Linked DNA regions of Homo sapiens: region 2 is linked to region 1. A link is a contact called in ENCODE Hi-C data. All regions are on one chromosome and are shown on one strand. Each heading gives the region's core, a stretch centred on a gene start or an enhancer-like site at or near the end of the contact. The rest is flanking DNA. Distances are from core to core; before and after follow the strand shown. Region 1 overlaps PITX1-AS1 (PITX1 antisense RNA 1). Region 2 has its middle 24 kb from the start of DCANP1.

Region 1 (6,833 bases), core at 3,166-5,665:
CACTGAGCCTATTCTGCTGATAAGATAGGCTTTTGTGCAGAGCAGGCAAGAGGGTAGCAGCTTCAATAAGGTCCATATCAAGGTGATACTAATCCTTCGGCTGGCTAATGTTTGCCAAATAAATAGCCTCATTAGGAAGGGCTATAAAAGCCCGATAAGATTCTTCTAATTATCCCCCAAAGCACAGATACTTGGGGTTTCAGTTTAGCATAATAGGAGACGTGGAGAAAAGAGGGAACAATGTGTGTAAGTGAATATTTTCAACACCGGCCTCACCGCCGCTAACAGCGGCACATCTAGCATTTCATATTTTGCTTTGCCAGAGCAGCAAATTGCTGAACAGAAGGGAAAAAAAGACAATTACATATTTTAGGTTACTATTTCACCTTTGCAAATCAATATACAAGCCATTAAAAGTACATTTTTCCATGAATGATAAGTGTAATTACCTCTTCTTGCCATAAAAACTTGTCCTTATTAAATGTAAATATTTAAAAATGATTGAAATATACTTGAAGGGTGCTTTATAGCTTGATTTTATATGCTGACATCTGGGTTGCCTTTCCTAAAACACTCTATTTCTTGGAGAGTTATTAAATTAGTATTTTGAAAGGACTAACACTAGACTTGTTCCTTGTTTCCATTTTAATTTCGTACATATTTAGATTTACCAGGAATTCGGAGAGGGTTTATGTTTAGCTAATGCATCATTATGTTTGCGGGGCTTGCACACACGTAGAAGCCATGATATTGTTTGCAGAGGGAATCTTTCAAGAATTGGTAACTGCATCTCCACATTTATTTTGTACCCTTGCAAAGTATAAAAATTGAGATTCCAAGATTTCTGGCTGTAAATGTTTAATTTTCCAATTCTTCTTTTGAGCAAGGAAGATTGTTTTAAATATTTACTTAGCTTTTAATTGCACATCATTTCAGATAGCGAATGCCGATCAGTTTTATTGTAGCTCTGTCGGAGGTTATTTAACTCTTAGAAAGATGTACACTGTGATACTTTTTTCAGCTTCACTCTTTGGAAGAGATTTTTTTTTTCTTTAAACATTATTATTTTTAGTTGCTGCACTCTACCTCTATTTTTGGTAAGGTAAGACTGTTCAATTCAATACTTTGAGAGAATTTCAGACAATGATAGAAAATCTAATATTTGAAAATATAAGCTTCACTAACATACCTAATTCCAGATGGCAAAAAGACCTTGCCCAAAAATGTGAAAGAATTCAGTATGAGTGGCTCAAATATTTTTTCATGATAAACAAATATTTCTGGGATGGATGTGTTTCTGAGCTCTGCATAGGAAAGCAGCCATCCATGCAAGCCGTGCTGGGCTACCCTTCAAACCCTCTTTACTCTTTTCCTTTCACTATGTTAAATCCTTGAGATGTGTAAAGATGTTATGATAGGCAGTGGGTCAAGTAATCTGCACATGTAGCTTTTTATAAATTTTTCTTTGCAGAGGAAAATTTTTCTTCAAATAAACCTCCCCAAATAAATGGTTTGTAAAAACAAAAGTCTATTTGTTTTGAAATTGCACACAAGAAAACATGTTATAACAATATCTTTGAGTTCCGCCTGAGAAAAGAAATTTACCTATAGTCAGCGATTTCCTTCATGATAAGGCTTTAAAAAATAAAGTTGTCTCTTGGGAGAAAATAAACATAGCGAAGTGGAGATATTTATAATGAGGTGCCTTTATTCACTTGTCCAGTGGAACTGTTTAACTGTTGTTTTATCTCTCCTCTCTTTCTTTCTTTATAATTATGTTCATGCAAATTCCTGAACCTTAAGCATTTTAGAAATGTGTTATCTTAAATTACACAGATACTTCTTGAATGTGCAAATGTGCCATTTTTTCCCCCACTTGAAGTAGAAACTGTAAACAAGTCTTGAAATTTTTTTTTGCCCAAACTCGTGGCAAAATGTCTGGGGTTTGGGGCTATTTTCACAGTGCCACTGAAGGTGAGCAAACGAATGGGAACATGCGCCGATCACCAGTCAGTGACTTGGGAATTTTTCAGGAGGCATATTTTCTTACGTTAATGCTTTTGTAGATTCCATCGATGTTCAGACATCAAAGGGCATGCAATTAATAATGGGCATCTGGAGGGCCGATCACATGTTTCCGATGTTAAAGTGGTGAACGACAGGAAAATCGGCCACGGTCAGGTATTAGCTGTAATCATTTTTAACCAACAACGAAGGCTTCTCTTTTGTGCCTCTGCTCTCAGAAACGCAAGCCTTCCCATACAAAAGGGTCCCATAGATGCTTTTCTGCTAGTGAATGAGTGAGTGATAAATGATTTGTAGACCTACGTCTCAGTGTTGATTCAAATAACCTTAATTTCTCCAATAAACTCAAACCCAATTTTGTGTGAAACCCCACATGGACACAAGGCAACAGACAGTTGTATTATTTGAATCTTTAGTTAATTCTTTCAGGTTTGCTCCTTTATTTGTATTTTTTAAAAAAATAAACGAATATTTTCTAGTACTAGAATAAGATTGCTTCAACCAAAGGTGACCTTATGAGTTATTTATTTCCTGTCTTTTATAGTAGCCTGTTTATCTTTTCCAAAGTGATGTATGTTACCCAATTCCAAGTAATATAAGATATGCAGGTAAGACTGTGTTAAAGCTCAACAAAAATGTTCTAGAGAAATACAGTGCTTTGGGCTCTAAACACTCCAGCAGGTATAGAAACCTGCAACTCTTTAAAAATAATTCTCATTTGAGTAGGTCACAGATAATAAAGGAACACTTGTTTCTGGGAAATTAAAAAAATGACATGAGGGGAAAATATTTATTTGCTTTCTACATTGGTCAAATGACTAGTGGATATTAAAAACCTGTAAAATAGACAGATGCAACCAATTCTCTTTCATTAACAAATATTGCAATTTCACAATAAAGTAAATGCATTAAAAAATGTCTACACTTCTGAGAAGCTGAAATGGTCAGAACTTGAGCTTGCTTTAAATGTTTAAAGACTGATATTCTAATCAGTTGGGGGAAAATTATTATTATAAGTCTTTAAAGAACTAACTTGAATTTTAAAGCCTCCTTTGGCTGTTCAGGTAGCAAAAACTCTGATCAACTCTGTGTACATTTCTGTACATTTGCCTCTTGACTCAATCTGCCCGGTCACCAGCTTTGTTTTCTTTCTAAGTATAAGCCGTATGTATCGGCAGCACATTTTAAAGTTAATTTGAAGCAGGGTCTATATTGCCGTCAGCAAATATGTTATAAGCTTATTATTTAATAGTGATTCCGGGGTAAGGCCATCATCTCCTTCCTAAATCCAAATATAAAAGTTGAAATCGTATTTGTTAAAACTGTCATGTTGAATTTGTGGCCCAGATTGTTTTCCCGAGGCCTGCTGGGCCAGAGCTCGAATGCCGCTCCCAGCTGCAGACACCCCAGCCCAGGAAAACTGCTCGCGGCTGAGTCGCTGAGCCTCTCAAACCGCCTGCTTCCCCCAAACAGAGCCACGGCCCAGCCGGCTCGCTCATGGCTTTTCCACATTGTAAAATCATTTGATTTATTTGTTTGGTTTGGTTTGGTTTTTAGAAGCGCTGCAGAAATTATTTCCTACTGGCAGAGAGGGCACTTGGTGTTACACTACATTAGTTTCACATCATTAGTTTAGGGTTCTCAAACTTAAAATGGTAAAGTATATGCGAGGCTTCTAGAGACCTCAGTTCTGACCAGAGCAGAACAAATTAAACCTGATGGATTCCTTTCGCTGCCTGTGTAGTGTGGGGCAATGCAGAACAAAGTGCTGTGGCGTTGCGGAAGGGGTTCCCTCTGGCAGTTTTGGAATTTGGTGGTAGGAAATGTTAGTTATTTATAAAAAGGAAAAATTCCTCTGTTACCATTCTGGTTTTCACAAAAACCGTAATTTTATCATCACGGCTTGTAGCAGGAAGCCAACAAGGGGTGCCGATGACGGCCACGACCCCGTATCTCTGGGCTGTCTCTCTCACCTCCATCGGCCACTGCCTGCTTGCTCTTTAGGAGCAAAGGACATGATTTAGAAGTAATTCAAAACCCCGTCGCGGGACCCAGAACAGCCCAGATGGTCTGGCCCTGGCCTGGGGTCTGCGGGGGTGGGGGTGCCAGCCCCGGGGGTGGAGTCGAGGTCGGCTCCCGGCCAGGTCCCGCGACGGGTCTGCACGCAGCCAGGGAGGCCTGAGGGGGCAGCTGCGGGGCTGGCGGCCAGGAGCTGCTTCGCGGCTTGCGGCGCAAAGTAGAGGCCCCGCTAGCTCGCTCCCGCACGCCGTTCTGCGCCTTCTCTTCCTAGCCCCGGCAGGCTCTGTCTTCCCCCGTGGGTCGCAGCGAGAGGGAGACCTCGGCCTCTGCCGCTGCAGCCTGAGACCCAGCCGCGGGCCTCAGGTGCGCGCTCCCCGAAGCTCTCCTGCCACCTGTTGGCCGCCGGTGGTGCTGACGCTACGGGGAGAAGCCACGCTTCAGTGGCTTGCCTGGAATTCATGACTTGTGCGCTCCACGTCCTGGGCTGGCCGACCTGCTGAGGGTATCTCTGAGAGCAGGAGCCAGGCCGTCCCGGGCTCTCCTGCGACAGTGCGGTGGGAGAGCCTTAGCGGGAGCCAGGCTGCGCCATGGCTTCCTCTGGACAGTTCTGCTGGCGTGCCCTGCTTGGCGGGGTACAGTGGGGCAAGCGGGGTATAAACCCGCTTGTTCAGCTTGGGAGCAGGCTCTACTTCCCAAGAGCAGCACAGGGGCTTCCGCCGGAAGTCAGGAAGAAGGTTTGAGGAGCTTCAGATCCAAGGACGGTGCCATGCCTTTTCATTGGAAGTCATGGACCACCCTCAAATATCATGGATTAGCCATTCTGTTCCCAGGGGCTGGGTTCCTAGGTATCCACCACAAACAGGCTTGAATCTACCCACACAAACAACCCTATCAGGAAGTCTCCAGCAAAGTGGGGCTCTTGGTGGCTGTTTTGGGTTTTGGGTAGAAGGTAGTATAGCAGCTATATTTCTAAACCATGGGGGCAAAACTAGATATCTATGTCCTGAGGGGACTGAGTTTTGTGAATGGATTTGGCCTGTGAGGATGTCACATGGGGCTCAGTAGCACTGAGGGGAGAGGCTGTGTGTGGTGATACTCTCATTCCTGTCTTGGGGAAGGGGGCCTGGAGCCATGACTTTCCCCTAGGCCTTTTCAGAAGGGGCTGGGAATCACAGTAGATGTTTGTCAATGGAGGAGCCTTGGCCCCATTTCAGACGCAATGTTTTCTCGTTCTGTGGTGGTTTTATACACAAAGGCTGTGTCCTGCTTGGCCACGCCTGCCTGCAGCATGTGCAAGCATGATACTTGGCGTCTGGGTGCAGCAGGGCATCCGTGCTCCATGCTGCGCGTCCAGCATGGCTGGACTGCCCTTGCACCCTCATTTTACCAGCACAGGTCAAGCAGTTCCCATGGGGCCTTCAGCTGGTAGCAGCAGGACCCATGGGTATCTAACCCAGACACCTTCTCTCTCCCCTATAGAGGGAGTTGGCTGTCAAAGCCCAAGGATGTCTGTTTTTAGGTGATTGTCTCCTGGCTTATCTGAGGCCAAAATGTTCTTACCTCCTGGTCTCTGAGATCATAGAAAGAGACTCTGGTATTTGGCCAAATGGCTGCTCAGAACCTAGTCCTGAAAAGTTATTTTCTTAGTCAAGGGGCTCATGCAAGCCCTGGACTAGGGGTGATTTAGTTGTGTTTTTTCAGCTCACCTCATAATTTAATGTAGAAAAAATTATTTGGCATGTTTTCTCCTGGGTGCCGACTGCCTTTAGAGCCAGCCGTTCTGTACGGAGAAATGCCCCGTAGTCAGAAATCTTCTTGTTATGCCAGGTCTGCGCATTCAGGGACTGCGAGTGGCTCACTGAAATCTCTGAGGCTGGCCAGCCAAGGAGGGAGAGGAATCCTACCTACCCTGGACTTACATTTTTATGGAGAAGAAGGAATGTTAGGAAAGTCAGTAAACTTTTAGTCCCTCCTGGCCCCATGAACATGAATAGAAGAAGAAGAAAAACCCTAGCCGACTGGTTATTTACCCCGAGCACAAAAGCAGCCCCCCTCCCATCATCTCCCTTTTATTTCCAGCCACTCTGACAGAAATGCATTACTGGCTGAATACACCTTCCCACAATGCCATCCATCACACAGGTATTGGGGGACCAAAGGTAAGATGAACTTTAAACACACCTGGCACAGCTGGCTCCCACCTTTGTGCTTGGAGTGGCTGCCAGCCAGCTGGCTGCCCTGTCCCCCTTCTCAGGCTCTCCAGAGGAATCCCAGCAGACTGACTTCTTTTTGTGGCCACATATTATTCTAAAATCAGGCTATGCAACTGCCTTGGGAGAGTCTGGGCAACCTCTCTTGTAAGTAGCCCTCTCAGCCCCGTAGGGCTCCAAAGAGCTTAAAGCTGCTCAGTCATGAGAATTTTCCATGGGAGGAAAGACTCTCTGGGGTCCTCCACTCTCTCACCTTCAGAAGCAAATAGAACAGGTCTTCCAAGGCCCCCGAGTGATTCCGCCCGGCGTGTTGCTGATGCTGTCCCTCTAGTACTTGTGGATTCTTTGGAAGAGAAGGTGGGTGATTGAGCTGTGGACCGCTTCTCCAGTTTTATGCATCTGGAACTGAGAGACTTTCACAGAATTGTAGCAAATAAAGAGAGAAAGTACTTTATTAGCAGTTATTCTTTACATCACTAAACTCCTGTCTCTCACCCCAGGCAGCTTTAAGATGCAGCTCAGCTCTCAACCTTGCCTATGACTGGGTAGGAAATTACCCTGTCTGGAGGGAGAATGACT
Region 2 (6,833 bases), core at 1,807-4,306, 230 kb after region 1:
ATCCATGTAGAATACATGCTAAGAGTTTGCCTATCTGACAGATGAAGGTGTGGAGATATTTACTAATTAACTCTCATTAGTCATTGATTGAAGGCTGCTCCCAGGAAACATTGATTATCTGACTCTTCTGTGTGCATGTGTAGAGTGGGCTTCAGCATCCAGAATAAAGCCATCAAACTGCTGGAAGTCAGGTCACTGTGTACTACAATGATATGGCCCAAAGGAATCTGATCAGGTCACTGATAACATTTACTACAATTTACCCATTATACCACTCAGTTATACTTACGGCACAAATTAAGTTCAATGCATTTTACTTCTGGTTTGTCCCTGTTCAAGGTTGCGGCTCTCCAGAATTGAGACACGGATGTGTCAATTTTTTTTTTCTCATCCCCTAAAGACTATGGGAACTTTTCGCTCTGCTTTTCAGAGGTTTTTGGCTTAAATTTTTAGCCTCCTACCTTGAGCACTTTCAGAATTTTGCAGTCATTCTGAAAAGGAAAACAATGTAGTTGAGGCTCTCCAACTACCTCAGGCTGGTTTCTCAGTTCTACGGCAGCAGGCTTCTGCCAGGTGCCAAGACTGGATTCTTGGCCTCCAGGTATGCCCAGTTGCCAGGAAAGGGAGTGGGAGATTGTCAGTGTCAATTATTATCATTCCTAGGGCTCCTCATTGCTCACTCCCCAGGCAGATTTTTGTCTACCAAGCATATTAAGACTGTGGAAAATTCTCAGCTTTCTGAGATTTGGGATTAATTATTTAGCCTCCTGACCTGTAAAGTTTGAGATTTCAGCTAAGGTCTTGGAAAGGAAACCCGCCATGTGTCTGAAGCCCCTCAAGTCTCCAATTGTATAATTCTAGTCTCATGTGACTTTCTAAAACTCTGCACCTAGGAGACTCCTGTGACAGGTCCCACCCCAGATTCTCAATCTGTGGCCTGTGCCCAGGATCTACTAATACCCCAAAGATAGATATCTTCAGCTTGACCCTGAAAGGTTCTCCTTTCAGTGGAATTTATTTCCTCTAATCCATCATTTCTATAATTCTGATACTTTTGAATACATAATTTTTATAAGTTGTCTGATTTTTCTAGGTCATTTTAGCAGGAGCGTTGCCTTTCCACTATCTACTTTGAAATTTAAAAAGTGGAACTCTTTGAGTTTAATTTGCTGTCATAATTTTAACTTCCTAGGGATAGATGCTCATTCCTCTTTTCCCTTATATGAATCCTAGGGTATACATTTCTCTCTAAGTCTGGGTTTACTGTATCCCATAGGTTTTAGTATGTTGTATTTTTATTGTTATTCAGTTAGTTTCTTCTTTCCACTGTGATTTCTTCTTTGACCCATGATTTACTTAGAAGTATATTGCTTAATTTCCAAATATTTGAGGATTTTCTAGTAACTTTGTTATTTATTTCTAGCTTAATGCCACTGTGGGTAGAGAATATCTTCTGTGTGATTCCAGTTTTTTGAAATCTGTTTAAATTTGCTTTGCGGCTTAATGTATGTTCAATATTGGCAAATTTTCATGTGCAGTTAAAAAGAATGTATATTTATTCTTTCACTGCTGGGAGGTCATACTCTAGATATGTTGATTAGATCAACTTTTTAATCATATTGTTCAAATCTTCTAAATGCTTGCTTATTATTTTCTGCTTGTTTTATCAATTACTGAGAGAAATGTATTTAAATCTTCGCCCATTTAATTGTAGATTTGTCTTTCCTTTTAGTTTTGTGAATTTTGCTTTTTATATTTTGAACCTATGAAGTGCATACAAATTGGGAATTGTTGTATATTTGTGGTAGATTGATCCTTTAAACATACATTACTCCTTTTTATCTCTAGTAATGCTTTGTTTTAAAGTCCCCTTAGCTACATCAACCTTTTAAAAATTAATGTTTGAATTAAATTTTTTTTACCCAGTTATTTTAAAGTAATTCTGTATCCTTATATTTAAGTATATATTTAAAGCAGGTTTTGGTTGTCAGTGCTATTGTATCTAATCTAATTACACTTTTATTTTGAGCACTTTCTTCATTTATGCTTAATTTTATAACGTATTTGGGTTTCAGCATTATAACTTACTCTTTATTTTCTACTTGTTTCACCTCTTTTAAGCTCGACTTCCTTTCTTACTCCTTTTTGTATTATTTTTATATTATATTATTATAGCTTTCTTCTTTATTAGTCATTAGTTACATTCTACTGGTGATGAACCTAGAGATTACAGTATGCATTTTTGATTTATTAAAATCTAATATAAATGAATATTTTTACAATTTTCCAGACAATGCAAGGATTTTAGAACATCCTAGCTCCATTTATTCCCTTTGTGTGCTATTATTGTTGCATATTTTAATTACATGCATAATTGTATATGCTTATATTTATTAAGATTTAATATGTAAATAATTTAATTAATAATTTATAATTAAATCATATTATAACAAATAACACATGTATTATGATTTAATATATAAATCATAATACATGTGTTATTTGTTATAATATGATTTAATTATAAATAATATCAAACATATTTATAATCCCCCCAAGACGTTATTATTGATGTTTTCAACAGTGAAAATTTATTTGGATTTACCTGTTTATCTTATTTTTAAATCAAAGTTTTATTTTAAATAGTTTTGAACTTACAGAAAAGTTGAAAAGATAGTACAGAGAGTTCCATGTATATTGGACCCAACTTCCCCCATGGTTAAAAATTTACATTATTATGGCACATTTGTAACAACTAAGAAAACAGCATTGGTGCATAACTCTTAACTAACCTCCGTACTTTCTTTGGATTTCATTAGTTTTCCCTAATGCTCTTTTTCTGCCATATCATATTCAGCCTTTGTGTCTCCTTAGGCTTCTTTGGTCTGTGACAATCTCTGACTTTCTTTGTTTCTCCAAATTCTCAGACCTTGAGAGTTTTGAGGAGTACTGGTGGTTTGTAGAATGTCCCTCAGTTTGGGTTTATCTGATGTTTTTCTCATGGTTGGGGGAAGAAGACCAGAGGTGAAGTGCCAGTCTTATCACATCATATCAAGGTACACGCCATCAACATGACTCATCACTGATTATCCCAGGGCTGAGATAGTGCTGGCGAGGTTTCTCCTCCATAAAGCGAGTGTTTTCCGCCTCTTTGTACTCTATTTTTAGGAAGCAACTCAATGAGCATGGCTTACATTTGAAAGTGGAGAGGAGAGTGAAGTCCACCTCCTGGAGCAGGGAGTAGCTACATAAATTATTTGGAATTCCTTGATTTATTTATTCAATAATTTGTATCAGTATGGCTTCATGGATATGTATTTTACACTTGGGGTTATAATCCAATACTGTAATTTCATGTTGCTGAAATTGTTCCAGATTTAGCTGTTGAGAGCTCTTGCGGGTTGGCTCTTGAGTCATGTCCCTATGGTTTTGCTTTTTTTGAGCACTTCCTTATTTTCTGGTACTACAGGATGAGCTTCAGGCCCAGCCTTAGAATCAGCCATTTCTCCAAAGATCCCTGCGTGCTTTTACCAGAAACCAAGATTAGGGCACTGGGCATCCTCACTGTTGCTAGAACATCATCGCTCCTAGGCCCTCTCAGTAGACAGAGCTAGGAAGTATATGTACATATGTAATAACCCACATATATATTTATATACATACATGTCTGCAATTATTTCTGTCTCTCTCCATCTGTATCTATTTTAAGCTACTCATGAGTTCATACTGCTGTCTGCACTAATCTACAACCACATGCTTCATTCCAGCCTTCCCCACATGCGTCTCTGCAACCTCTAGCTCTAACAGTGGGAAACCTGGCTTCCACCCCCTCTCTCTGTTTCATTTACTCATTTGTTCATTCCCATCATATATGTGCAGCAGGTTCAGAATTGTTAACCTATATCCCTGTGAGGAACAGCTTCACTAGTAAAGTTTCTTATTTCTGCGCAGTTCCTTTTGTCATTAATCTTGCAGTTTCCAATCAAAACACCATTTTCCAAACATTTTGATATTTCTTTGTCATAAATATTTTGCATTAATTTTGATTTTTAAAATATTGCAATTATAGATTATTTATGACAAGTATTAAGTTTTTTTTGAGCCCCCTTGCATTTTGCACCCAGAGGGAGTCCCTCACTGGACTTTATCTTAGTCTTGCCTTTCCAGGGGCAGATCTCCATAATCCAATCAGAGATTGAAATGATTTAATATTGGAAGCTAGATTTGGCTAGAGTTGGTCTAGTTCTGGTCCACTCGTTGTATCAAATACCTCTTACATTCTTTCTCAGATCCTATGAGTTTCGCCTGTCTTTAGGGCTATTGGTTACCTGTTCAGCCCTGGCCAACACAAGGGTTACTGACTCTGAAAAAGGCATTCAAGTCAGCATTATTCTAACACATGAGTCTGCTGTGAAGTGTCTCTGGCTTCCCCTACAGCTTTTACACCCAGATGTAAAGGGTGTGGGATATGTCTGTCTTGGCACTGCTAAAGGGATTGGCGTATAATATGGAAATGTAGGAGTTAACCCTCTATGGAGTGAACTTTTACTCTAGGGGACAAGAGATGCAAGGCACTGGCAGGAAAATTCTCAACCTGCATACCCTTGGAAGGACTGTTCAGAGACACATAGCATTTCCCATGAAATGGAGCAGTCAGCTGTGATTGTTGTAAAGCTCAGTGATCCACTTCCTTATATATGTTCATCCTACTCTGCTTCACTCACCTTTCTTCCTCACTCCAGCTTCCCTGCAATTGTATTTCCTAGGAAGCATGCAAGCTTTTTCTTTGGGCTCTGCATTCTAGGAAACCTGGGCCAAGATTCTCTTATTCCTATGCTGTAGATATTCGAGATCCCAGCTTAAAACCTGAGCTGCTTATCATAGCCTCTCCTGATTGGCAAATCTTGAATTCTAATTTTTGTACCTGCACCCAGGTGAGAGATGGCCAAAAGTTCTTCTCAGCTTCTCAGCTGGACCTTTCTGACCAGCTTTTCAACCAAAAAGTTTGAAATGGCAAATATCCCAAGGAGAAGGACTGCTGAAAATTGGGCTTCCTTGGCTGGGCGTGGTGGCTCACGCCTATAATCCCAGCACTTTGGGAGGCCAAGACCAGGAGTTCAAGACCAGCCTGGCTAACATGGTGAAACCCCATCTCTACTAAAAATAAGAAAACTAGCAGGGCATGGTGGTGGGCACCTGTAATCTCAACTACTCAGGAGGCTGAGGCAGGAGAATCGCTTGAACCCGGGAGGTGGAAGTTGCAGTGAGCTGAGATTACGCCATTGCACTCCAGCCTGGGCAACAAGAGTGAAACTCTGTCTTAAGAGAAAAAAAAAGAAAGAAAGAAAGAAGGAAAGAAAGAAAGAAGAGAAAATTGGGCTTCCTTCTCCCCTAGATCTTGCTTCTGGAGGTCTGTCATTACTCTTCAATGCCATCACACAGATTAAATGACATATTTTTGTCCTTTTCTAGTTATTTTCAGCTAAAGGCTTGGCCTGGAAAAAAGCTAGCTCCCCATTCTAGGAAGCAGAACTCTCAACCCTTGGTTTTAACAGGAAACCACAGGGTAATGCTGGAGAAACTGCTGTTTTCTTGTAGACTCTTGCAGGCCCCAGACCCAACAGAGAACAAAATGGGGCCTGTCCCGTTGTGTGCCTGTCTTCTTCTTTCTGTTTTTTCTCAGTGTCTTCATTTTCTAACAGCTCTACGTGTTTGGATGTTTTGGTAGGTGGTAGCTTGAGCACATTTTTTCCTTGCCTTATGCAAGCAGGTCTTTCAGCTGGAGAATTTTTATACGTGTTGGAAAAATATGGGCAGAGTTAGTTGTGAGGACAATTGCAAAGGAGATGGAAGCTGGGGGGTAGGTGTGAAAGGAGCTTTCTGTGCTGTCTCCCATCCTATTGTTCGGGAACCTGTCCACAATTCTAGTGTCTGCCTCTGGCCCCTTTCTATAAATGTTGACTCCATTTCTCACTGTCATGAGGATTCAGGTATTATGTGCACCAGCTATTACATAGTATCGCCCTCTGGTGGTACAGAACTGTTAGCCCCTGTATTAAAGGGGTCCAGAACGTTGCTATTACATGCTCTTTGTCAACAAGGGAGGAGACAGAACAATAGTTTTTTAAAAAGGACTACCAAATCTCACATTTTATAAGAATGAATCTTTCTCCATTGATCTGCTGCCCTAATGACCTGGGAAAGAGGTGAATTGCCCTTGTTAAAACTGTTTCTGATTTATGAGTCAATAGGTAACAGGCAAGAGGCCACTGTAGCTTCTCAGATTTTTAAAAATACTTTGGGGCTGACTTTAGGTTGAGAAGATTATTTGCCTAATTTTAGAATGGCTCTTGTATTATTCAGAGTAGGCCAACTGCTGCCACAAATAAGTTATGCATTTCGATGCTTTGCAAAATAAAGTTTATGTCTTGCTCATGCAGTGACCCATCATAGGTCTTCCTGGTTAGGTAACTCTCCTATGTTGCTCTCCTCCATGTGATGTCATAGGGACACAAGCTCCTCCTAGCTAATGGCTCCACTCTTCTTAAGGCTTCAGAGAATTTTCTATTTACTCAGTAGATTGAAAAAGGCAATCAGGGGTTGTACAAGGGAGTGTTTATGGGCCAGACTTGGAATTTGCATCCATCACGTCTGCCCACTTTGGGCATTCTATTGGCCAGAATTCAGTCTTATGGTTGTGCCTACGTGAAGGGGAGGCTGGGAAGTGTAGTCTAGCTGGTTGCCCAGGAGGAAGATGTAGTTTGTAAACAACTATTAAGTCTCTGCCACAGGTGTCATTTGTGTGGGTGCATTTCTGCCTCGTGAAGTAAAGT

The links. Hi-C counts contacts between places; a loop is a spot of excess contacts on that map. Pooled maps may share reads with other maps.
Region 2: a loop to region 1 is called in a map of heart left ventricle, with 2.9 times the contacts of the local background. The contact joins two enhancer-like sites. A Hi-C loop is called at or near these places in 6 of 168 maps with a recorded cell type or tissue (IMR-90, K562, MCF 10A and 3 more), 1 of 37 single-sample maps with no recorded cell type and 12 of 50 pooled maps.

What each region holds. Positions count from the first base shown.
Region 1 is chr5:135,187,101-135,193,933 of GRCh38, forward strand. All of the region lies in intron 3 of PITX1-AS1 (PITX1 antisense RNA 1), which reads left to right. Among named protein-coding and RNA genes, the nearest start is that of LINC02900, 58 kb to the right of the region's middle. RefSeq lists a silencer at 4,141-4,320. Within about 2 kb of position 4,416, at least 5 of the 41 ENCODE cell types and tissues checked have a DNase peak (open chromatin) inside an H3K27ac peak, as active enhancers do.
Region 2 is chr5:135,420,260-135,427,092 of GRCh38, forward strand. No RefSeq gene overlaps it. Among named protein-coding and RNA genes, the nearest start is that of DCANP1, 24 kb to the right of the region's middle. RefSeq lists an enhancer at 5,899-5,948. Within about 2 kb of position 3,057, at least 2 of the 41 ENCODE cell types and tissues checked have a DNase peak (open chromatin) inside an H3K27ac peak, as active enhancers do.